2 separate regions of the Homo sapiens genome follow, and region 2 is linked to region 1. Evidence: chromatin loops called from intact Hi-C (ENCODE). Cell type or tissue: dorsolateral prefrontal cortex. All regions are shown on one strand. Each heading gives the region's core, and the rest is flanking DNA. Links, peaks and the distances in the headings are about the cores only. Region 1 overlaps PACRG (parkin coregulated). Region 2 holds the start of PACRG-AS1 (PACRG antisense RNA 1).

Region 1 (5,376 bases), core at 149-5,148:
CAGTATTCCTGAAGGAGAAGGAAAATATTGTCTCAAGCAAATTAATAGATTTATATAATCCAACTAAGAAAAGGAAGAAGAGGATTAACTCTATGAGATATTTGAAAACATAGAGAAACAGCAATGAACGTAGTTTGATAGTTGTAAAAAAATAACAATTTAAATGAGTGGAACTGACTAAGGGATCAGAATCCACCTTCTGAATAACGGCTCCTTCTGTGTCTTACGTAATTAGTCTCATGGAACTATTTCTTATACCACCACTGACTTGTTCAACCAACTGCGCCTCTCACCTGGATAACTGGTATAGTCTTTCCTAACTGGGCTCTCTGCTGCTGCCTGAACCCCCTTACCCCTATCCATACAGCCCCCAGAATGCCCCCTTTAACACAGATCATTGCCCTGTTGTGTTCAAAGACCTTCTCAACTCAACATGTACGGGGTTGAGTTGTGTCTCCCCAAAAGATGCGCCCCACTGCTAACCTGCATACCTGTGAGTGTGCCCTTATTTAGAAATAGGGTTTTTGCAGATGTTATTAAGGATCTCGGTATAAGAACATCCTAGATTTAGTTAGAATGGGCTCTAAATCCAATGACTTGTGTCCTTATAAGAGACAGATAGGCAGAGACGCCGAGACACAGACAAGAAAAGACCACGTGAAGATGGCGGCAGAGATTGGAGTGATGTGTCTACGAGCCAAGGAACACCAAAGGTCGCTTGCAACTGCCAGGATCCAGGGTTCCCCCTGCCTTTAGTCTCCCTCAGAGCCTCTCGAAGGAAACGACATGGCCAACACCTTGATTTCGGACTTTTGGCCTCTGCAACTGTGAGAGGATAAGTGTCTGTTTCTTTAAGCCACCAAGTTGCGGTCATTAGTTACAGCATCCCCAGGACATGGACCTCCCGTCTCACTCAGGGTCACCGTCAGTGTCCTCACAGTGAAGTCTCTACATGAACTGCCGGCCACCTTCCCTGTCACCTCCTACCACTCTTGCCTTCACTCGGGCACTGGCCTCCTTCAAGGCACCGACGTGTCCCTTCTTGGGGCCTTTGCATGTGCTTTCTGTGGGCTGGAACGTTTTCCTCACGGATCCATCATCCCTGGGGGTCTTTGTCAATGTCCCCTTCTTGGTAAGGCCTTCCCTAACCACCTGGCTTTAGGTTGCACCTCACCACCTGGCTGGAATTTTCTATTCCCCTTCTTTGTTTTATTTTTCTTCATGAAATTGATCACCATGTGATAGATGATAGTTTATTTCCTTGTTTATCTTGTCTCCTCCAACGAGAATCCTCTGTAAGTACAGATGTGACAGCCAAGCTGTTCACTGTTGCATCTTCAGCACCCAGAATAGTGCCCCGCACGTGGTGGGACTCAGCATGTGTTTGTTAAACTAATGCAAATAGACTGAATTTTGAGTCAGAATGGAATATACAGTAAAACAGGCAGTACAAAGCAGTGGGGGAGGATTAATAGCTGATTTTGAGATATAGCACATTAGAGAAAAATTAATTTCAGATACACATCCTATCCTGTGAACTAAAAGAAAATTAAAGTCAAATATGTTTAAAAATTCATAGAAAAATTAGCAGAACGTAGAATAGTACATGAGCCTCTGGAAGGATAATAACTTTCAAAGAGTGAAAGCAGTTGGGGAAGTTATAAAGCTAATAGTGATACATTCTGCTGTTTAAAAATTTTGTACCATTTGTGCCCCCTTGCTTCCAGTAAGAATCAGGGGCTGGACATGGTGGCTCACACCTGTAAACCCAGCACTTTGGGAGGCCGAGGCAGGTGGATCACTTGAGGCCAGGAGTTTGAGACCAACCTGGACAACATGGTAAAACCCCATCTCTACTAAAAATACAAAAATTAGCTGGGTGTGGTGGCTCAGGCCTGTAGTCCCACTACTTGGGAGGCTAAGGCACGAGAGTTGCTTGAACCCGGGAGGCAGAGGTTACAGTGAGCTGAGATCATGCCATTGCACTCCAGCCTGGGTGACAGAGCAAGGCTCTGTCTCAAACTCTGTTTCAAAAAAAAAGAACAAGAAGAAGAAAAAGAATCAGGACCTGTTGTTGTTCCCAGGTGATTGGGTGGGTCGCCCCCAAGGCCCAGGTCTCTTTCTCCCTGGCTGCCCACCTGCTGACTGTGCCTGACAACCTGCCATCCTGCTTGACCCTCAGACAGAGCCTGTATTCTTGCCCCATGCACAGACCTCCTCTTGGCCTGCAGGATGGTGTCCAGTTGCCTCTATGCAAACACCTGAGTGGCTGCTGCCCGTCAGTCACCTCCTGGACATTGAAGGTACCTGGATTCAGGTCACCTGCCTGCCTGCCTGGAAATCCTTGCAGTACCCTTTGACACCAAGCCTGGCCAGGTTGGTCTCTCAGGCTGGTCCTGGGCTTGGGGACCTAAATTGCAGTTTCTTCTTCCTCTTTATTCGGGCTCTCCTTTCCTGAGCCTCCCAGGTGACACCAACAATTCTATGTAGACAGCACAGAACTCTGCAGCCGGGCAAAATCCAGTTTTAGGGAGAGGTGCTATTCTAGCTGGATGTTGCCATGGACATTGGGTCTTTCTTGTTCTTTGGTTGATGATGGGTCTAAGTCCAGGTTAACTTGCTAACCTCTCAGGGCAACACGTTGTTTCTCATGTGCTGCGTGAGCCTCGGTTTCACGTGTAAGGGAGAACCTGACGTAGAAAGCCCGTGGCTTGTGTAATTAAATAGTTGATTAGAAAAAGAAGGTGTTAAGATACTGAGGAGGCACCAGGAAAAGAGTGAGGCTGAAGATCATCTCTTCTGTTACAGCCCACGCTTTAAAAACATCAGCACAGTGCAGGCCAAGCCCAGTGGTGCAGCTGTAACTGTTTTCCTTCCTTCAAATCCTGCTGGCCTATGGGGTGGACGAGAGAAGGGAGTGAGGAGGGGGCACCTTCTGGGCAGAGTGGCAATGGTTCTGCCCTGCTGCACGGGCAGGGGTCCAGGACAGCCTCATGGCTGTTATCTTCCCTTGATCAATTATGGGTAACACATGGCTTACTTGGAACCCTTGTTTACCTCACCTCGTCCTGGACAGTGACCTTAAAGGGGAGAGCAAACTACATTTCTGAGGCCATCTGAGCCCACTCGCGAGCTGAAGAACCCAGACTATGTGCTGACGGGAGGGCTCAGGTCCTGGTTCACAATTGCTTTGTCTATTACTTGTAGCAAAACATATAACAATGGATCTGTTTGTTGGGATTGTTTTCGGGTGGAATTTAAAGTCCTACTTCAATGGGGCCTCATGTTTTTTATTGTTGTGCCTCTTCCCTAAAGTGAGAAACAATTTCAGAGTCTCCCCTCCCATCCTCCTCCCCCTTCATCAGCGCATTTCTCTTTCAGGCGCATATTTTTGGTCATTCATGGGGCTTCAGACTCTTGCGATCCACAGAAAATTTCTTCCAGAGCAGCTGCCTTAAAAAATCAGATGTCAGTTTTAAGATCAGACATATTACATGATGAATGAGATTTTTTTTAAAGTGCTGTTGCATTTTAAGTTGGCTCAGGGCTATGTTGAAATTGCTGCTGTCCCGATGCCCAAGATGCAGAGGCAGGGCTGGCCCTGGTGGTAGCAGGAGAAGTGGCTGGCCCTCCGCTTCTGCCCTGTGCTCTACACCCGTCCCTTTCTCCTGGATCCTCCCTTGTCCCCAAGGCTTCCAGTGAGCTTGGGGTGCCACTGCAGCCGTCCACCCTGGCTCCCCGTCAGGGGTCTCCAGGAACACTAAGCCCCTCCCTCTCAGAGCTGGGAGCCCTGCTCCAGTGGCACTCAGTGACTGCAGGGCCGGGAGCACGTCCTTTGGAGGAGCAGGCCAACTCGGAAATGTGTGCCCCAAGAATGATTATCCAAGAGTGGAATTTCAGGCTCAAGGAGGCACCTGGTGAGGGAAGATAGTTTTGTGTGGCTTAATCTCTTCTAATATTACTCTGGTCCTGATAACGTGCATTCTATTTATAAAACTGACAGTGCAGTTTTTGGGCCAGGTGATGGGGAACATTCTTTCTAGGGTAGATTTGACCACCACCTGGCTGAGTAAGCTTATACAACATGGCTAAATTCTTTGGGCCTCAGTCTCCTCTCCTGTAAAATAAGAAGGTTTAGATAGACAATCTCCAATTTCCCTCCTACCCCTAAAATAAATTTTAGATAGACAGACATTTAGACATGTGTCCTGAAACTTTAAAAAGTTTAATTTGTTCTGAAACTTTAAAATGCCTTTGGATTCCAACCAATTCGATTTTATTAATAGAATTATATTTCTTAGAAATATCACAAGAGCTCATCTATTTTTTTACATTTTCTGATTTCTTTCTTTCTTTCCTTTTTTTTTTTTTTTTTTGAGACAGTCTCACTCTCTCACCCACGCTGGAGTGCAGTGGTGCGATCTCCCCTCACTGCAACCTCTGCCTCCTGGGTTCAAATGATTCTCCTGCCTCAGCCTCCCGAGTAGCTGGGATTATAGGAACACGCCACCATGCCTGGCTAATTTTTGTATTTTACTTAGTAGAGACAGGGTTTCGCCACGTTGGCCAGGCTGGTCTCGACCTCCTGGCCTCAAGTGATCTGCCTGCCTCAGCCTCCCAAAGTGCTGGGATTACAGGTACGAGCCACCATGCCTGGCCAGATTTTCTGATTTCTTTAGCATCTTATTTCTTTGTAGTTCTTGACATCTGAATAGGTCAAAGCAGCAATGGAGAAGAAACACACACACATACTCAGTCACTGGACATGATTCTTAGTCAGAATTTGCTTACTTTTAGTTTCAAAGCTCACTCACCATCTCCTTGGTGACCCAGCCTGAAGTTGTAAGCGACTGCACAAGAGTATAACGTAGTCACTACATGTAATATACTTTGTCTTTTGTTCTGTTAGGAATCAGACCCTTTTCCAATTAAATCTGCTTCTTGCCAACAGGTTAAAAGCGTCTTTGTGAATGTGTGAGGAAAACACTGGTGAGGTGTCCGTTAGGAGATAAACCAGTTGACAAATTGAAAGCTGGAGCATCTAGTTCACAATCCCTAAGCCAAAACTTAGGAGTGGAAAGATGACAGTCACGGACTCTGCACGGTGAGCCCCGCCTGCAGCACTGCCCCTCTGGCCTTCACAGCGGGGCTCTCATCAGCGCCTACCTCAAGCGTCACCTCCTCAGTCAGAGCCACGGGACCCAGCCCTCTCCGGCCCCTGCCTGGACTGGATTCTCTTCCTAGCAGTTACCATCCCAGAATCACCCGTGCAGTGATTTGTTTCCCCGATGATGTCGCCCCCCTGCTGCTCATCTAAACTCCACGAAGGCAGGGCCTGCGTCTGCCTTGTCCAGAGATGACAGCCTAGGAACGAAG
Region 2 (5,376 bases), core at 377-5,376, 71 kb before region 1:
TCCCCCGTCCTAGGCATTGAAGCAGCCCTGAGTCCGGCTTAACTGTCACACAGGACCTTGGGCGTGCACCCTGCGGCTGCGGGTGGGATTCTGTTCCTGGAGGCTGCAGAACACACCTGGCCTTGCTGCACCAGCTCCAGGCTGGCGTGTGGTGGACAGATGGAGTGGGCAAAGCACTTCACTTCCCCGAATGCAGGCTTTCTCCTCTAGGATGGAAGCGATGCCGGCCTTACAGTGATCCAGGAGTTAAGAAGAAATTACTTAGGCAGATAGTGAGGGTACGGAAGTCCTCAGTAAGGTTTTCCTTTTCATGTAAAGCAGGCCCAAATTAGTTTCCTTTCTAACAAAGAGCAGCCTGTAAAATCGAGCTGCAGACATAGATGCCGGCAGTTGTGCCAGTCAAGTTCAAGACGGTGACTCCATCTTCCCTTCTCTTTGTCAGCCACGTGCACAGTAAGGGGCAGACAAGATGGCCTGGCCAACAGGAAAGTTCATTTGCATAATAAGATTAGGGTGGGGCGGCCAGGCTTCCCCCTGTGCTATATAAACGTCATACCTGATGGGACCAATCTGTAAGCCCTAATGTAAACCAGACACCGCCTCCTCAAACCTGACTATAAAATCCAGCGCATCTGCTGGCCAGCCTTTTCCTCTGGGAAGTCCCCTCTCTCTCACTAGAGAGAAAGCTGTTTTCCTTTCTCTTTCTTTCTCTCTCCTTTGCCTATTAAACCTCCATTCCTAAACTCCTCATGTGTGTCCATGTCCTCAGTTTTCCTGGTGTGAGACAATGAACCCCGGGTATTTACCCCAGACAACATAGCTTCTTCAACAGGCTGTTGTGAGCAGCAATAACAATCTCCACAGAGGGCCCAGGGCGTCATGTTGGCCTCTGGCCTCTGCCCACCCTGTCCACCCCCACATCCCAGGCCCTGGGTTGCTCCTGAGGCTGCTTTAGGCTCCTCTCCCGCTGCACTGGGGCTGTGGCCCTGCAAGCAGCCAGGAGGCTCAAACCCAGCAGAAGAGGAAATGGGAGGGCAGGGAAGACCCAGACACCCAACCACAAAGAGACCGCCATGACAGAGCCATGACTGTGGCAGGTGGGTAGGGTGCACAGGCCGGGGACCCCCTGTGTCCTTCCCCCACTGAGGGCACTGCTCAGGAGGGGGTCCTCACGTGTTGGGCCTGTCTCACATTGCTGTAAAGAAACACATGAGACAGGGTAATTTATAAAGAGAAGAGGTTTAATTGGCTTGCAGTTCTGCAGGCTGTGCAAGAAGTATGGTGCCGGCATCTGCTGGGCTTCTGGGGAGGCCTCAGGGAGCTTTTACGCATGGCGGGAGGGGAAGTGGGAGCAGGCAGGTCACATGGCAGGGGCAGGTGTAAGACAGGGGAGGGGCTACACACTTAAAGGACCAGATCTTTCTAGAACTCACTCACCATGGCGAGGACAGCACCAAGCCATGAGGAATCTGCCCCTGTGATGCAAGCACCTCCCACCAGGCCCCACCTCCAACACTGGGGGTTATATCTCAACATAAGATTGGATGGGGACAAATCTCCAAACAATATCACCTCACTTCTGGGGGTTATGTCTCAACATAAGATTGGGTGGGGACAAATCTCCAAACAATATCACCTCACTTCTGGGGGTTATATCTCAACATAAGATTGGGTGGGGACAAATCTCCAAACAATATCACCTCACTTCTGGGGGTTATGTCTCAACATAAGATTGGGTGGGGACAAATCTCCAAACAATATCACCTCACTTCTGGGGAGGGGAAGATGGCTAGCATGGCCACGGTGAGCTTCTATCCTGAGTCTGGTCAAGGAAATGTGAGCCAATCTCACCAGAACCCTCTAAGCCCAGGACAAGGGGTGTTCTCAACATACACCAACCATGCAAGTAGGGTTCCTTGGGTCGCTTTGAAGGAAAAAAATTACAACTACAACTTTCATAAAGAAGCTAAAAATAAACAGATTAAATCTCATCTGTGATTAAATCCCAGTGATCCCTCACCATGGTTTTTGTCTGTGGTTCTTGGGAAATTAAAAAGTGTTTGTCCAGTCACTGATGATCAATCAGGTTTTAAAAACCAGGAGTAACTGAGAGGTCTCTGAAAAAAGAATGTAACGTTGGAACACGGGAGACAGAAGGAAGTCAGGTGTGGCCAATGGCAGTGAGGAGTTGTGGGGTGTTTGTGAATAAAAGGAGCCACACATCTTTGAAGGATGGACTGAACCAGGCTGACATTTTCACCAATAAAATGTGGAGGAAACAAACTTCAAAGTAATAGGGTCTATGTTCACGGTGGCCAAAAAGAAATGCTTTCTGGTATTCTGTGCTAACACCCAACATCACTTCTCAGGTGTGTAATGTGGAAAACATTAAAGTTTCATGCCTTGGTTTTCAGAGCCATAAACAAACTTAAACAAACGGGTTCCATGGTGTGCATGGAACCTGGTCAGGGCTGTGACATCTGCGTGACACTGGAAACTGGTGCCACGTCACAGAAGGCAGGCTGGTCACAGCGTTGTTTCCCCTGATGACCCGAATGGCCACATCATCTAAGATGAACTTGTCTGGGATTTCAGAGTGGAGTGTATAGGTTTCTGTTCACATTGTTTTGTTTGTTTTTGTTTTTGTTTGAGATGGAGTCTCGCTCTGTCGCCCAGGCTGGAGTGCTCACTGAAACCTCTGCCTCCTGGGTTCAAGTAATTCTTGTGCCTCAGCCTCCCGAGTACCTGGGATTACAGGTGCGTGCCACCATTCCCGGTTAATTTTTGTATTTTTAGTAGGGGGTTTCACCCTGTTGACCAGGCTGGTCTTGAACTCCTGGCTTCAAGCTAGCCACTCGCCTTGGCCTCCCAAAGGGCTGGGATTACAGGCATGAGCCACTGCGCCTGGCCTCTGTTCACCTTGTTTATTCTCTATTTATTTCATATTTTATATTTATATGTTTCACTTATCTTCTATTGAAAGATTACGTGTCAGCACAGTATTAAGTGATTTTCACAAAATACCTCCAATGCCTCCCTCCCATTTTGCAGATGGAGAAAGTAAGGCTGGAGAGTAAAGGCAGAGCTGCAGTTTAGTTGGCCTTGAATCCTAACCAAAGGGTTTTACTCTCCACCTCACACCGGTCTCTAGCCCTCATTTTGTGTTTTAGATTGGAGGCCAGTTTCTCTGCTCTCAAGGCTCGCCTAGACTATCTGTGTATCCAAATGACACCACCTCTTTTTAACTCCAATCCACCATGCTGTCACAAAGCCCCTGAGATCTTTGTCTACTTGTTTTACAGCCCTGCTGTGAACAAACATTGGGATCCAGATTTTAACTTTTTTTTTTTTTTTTGGAAAAACAGTACAGTGTTTGCTCTTTAGTGGGAACTACGCTCCCAGTCCTGCAGGCTGGCATGGTGCAGTGAATTTCCACATGCCTTCACCCCTGTGAGCTCCACAGCAACCACAGCCGGGAGGGCGGGCCTTCCTCCGGCAATGAAGGGTGGCCTCCCTTGCGGCTGAAGAAACAGAAGCCGTCCACACATTTTCACTGCTTTGCAGATTCGTACAGATCTTTTCCAGAATAAAGCATTATTCGGCCAGGACGCCTCAGCCTCTTCTGTGAGATGTGGTGGTATTTGTCAGCTATGTGGCCTTTGCCCTGCTGGTGACATGAGTAGCTATTGAAACAGGTCTCCAAGACTCAATCTCTTCCTTCTCAATAAAGCATTTTAATCAATTTGGTTGTTTGTTTGGGTCATATTTGCTGAGCCCTGAATTGATGGAAAAATCACTCCAGCAGGACGTAGCCTCTCCCCTCTCCACAAACAAAGATCCACCACATAATATTAGATTGAGACAAATATTGTCACAGTTCAGGAATGTTTTGCAGTTGGGTTCTCTCTAAACTGCAAACATTCTTTTAATATGGGGAATTCCTATGAGAGCTGTAAAAATCCTACTCATATGACATATTACCCCCTCTTGAATGAAGCCTACTGAAGAGTTATTAAAAATTTACCTTGTTGTCAATAAAGTTCTTTATGGGACATTTTTCTGGCTGCATTTTAATGTCATGTTCGCTGCCCCAGATGTATGAGGAAGGAGACAAAAAGGCCATTTAAAGCTCTGGTTCTAGAATGCCCCTATTATGCATTTGATGAAATCAAGTGGCATGTGGGTTTGCTGTATGTGGACATAGTTTTGGCTGTAGGTTGTTTTCACGAACCCACAGAGACAGAAACCTGCGGCAATGGAGAAAATGCTAATACAGACATCTTACTTCAGTGTCTGGCAAACAAGATTATACGTAAGTCATTTTAGAAGAACTGATTCTGATTATTTGAATTTTGAGCCTCCACTAGAAAGATTTCTTTCTGTATTAATGGAAATGATTCATTTTTTAAAAAAGTCTCAAATGTAAAGACAACAATTACATCGAATATTTCGAAATGCCATGTTGAACAGTGAAACTTCTAAGCCTTTATTTTATTATTATTATTTTTTTGATAACACTTGAAGCAAAGATAATAGGATTTTACAATATTGGCTTTTTACTGATGGACTGAAAGCACATTTTTCTAAGGTACACCTATTATTCTTGTTCTAGACTGAGGACGATGTAGACGTCAGCTTCCCTGACGAGGGAAGCTGCAGCTTTCTGATGATTCCTGAAGCCTACATTCTATTAATTTCCCCGAAGAGCCCTATTGCCTAATGGAACATTGTGAGAATGGCCAGTCTGGAAAGCAGGATCAGTGGAGCTGGCTTCTGGCTCACTGGCTTTCAGCTGAGCCTTCCAAATGGCTGGGAATGAACATCCAGTTAGAAGCCTCGGTTTGGAACAGTGGTTCTCAGACTTCATGGTGTGTGACAGTCACTGGGGAACTTGTCCAAACACAGATTGACAGACCCCATCCCAAAGTTTCTGATTCAGCGGCTCTAGGGAGGGCCCTAAGAACACGAGCTCCTCTTCCCAAGCTCCCAGGTGACGCTGAGGTTGCTGCCCCGGGAGCCCACTTTGAGAACTGCTGATCTAGGGTGTGCTGGGGTAACTCTGGCTGTCAGAGGGGTCAGGACACTTGGTCTCCTTCTCTTTGGTCTCACTGAGAATGTGAATGTGAATGGCCTTTTGAGGCCACTTGCACTGAGTCCTCTACAGGGCACACTGGACGGCGGGGGAGCGTCTGGAAGGGGTCTGCACACCGGCTTGCAGCCTCAGTGATGCTCATCTAGTGCGGGTCCTGCGTGGTCCCCAGAGGAACCCAGTGAGAAATCCGGAGGAGACGGTGAGTGTGTCACGTGGCGTCCACACCAGACCCCTGCTTAGGCTGCAGCTCACACGAAGGATGTTGGTCTGTCTTTGAACAGACA

The links. A loop is a pair of places that touch in the nucleus more often than their neighbours do. Peaks named below come from ENCODE experiments on the same cell type or tissue, not always from the same donor. Only the 100,000 strongest peaks of a DNase experiment are listed, where the experiment ranks them.
Region 2: a loop joins it to region 1, with 3 times the contacts of the local background. A loop is called at or near these places in 8 of 110 quality-filtered maps.

What each region holds. Positions count from the first base shown.
Region 1 is chr6:163,252,298-163,257,673 of GRCh38, reverse strand. The region is part of intron 4 of PACRG (parkin coregulated); the gene reads right to left. Among named protein-coding and RNA genes, the nearest start is that of PACRG-AS3, 63 kb to the right of the region's middle. In dorsolateral prefrontal cortex, for the core only: CTCF peaks have their summits at 2,880 and 3,157; a DNase peak (open chromatin) is centred at 2,923; H3K4me3 peaks cover 484 bases; H3K27ac peaks cover 5,000 bases.
Region 2 is chr6:163,323,306-163,328,681 of GRCh38, reverse strand. PACRG-AS1 (PACRG antisense RNA 1) reads left to right here and starts at 4,209. Exons shown (of 6, transcript NR_028390.1): 1 at 4,209-4,312; 2 at 4,613-5,291. In dorsolateral prefrontal cortex, for the core only: a CTCF peak has its summit at 3,458; DNase peaks (open chromatin) are centred at 3,481, 4,801 and 5,261; H3K4me3 peaks cover 1,548 bases; H3K27ac peaks cover 5,000 bases.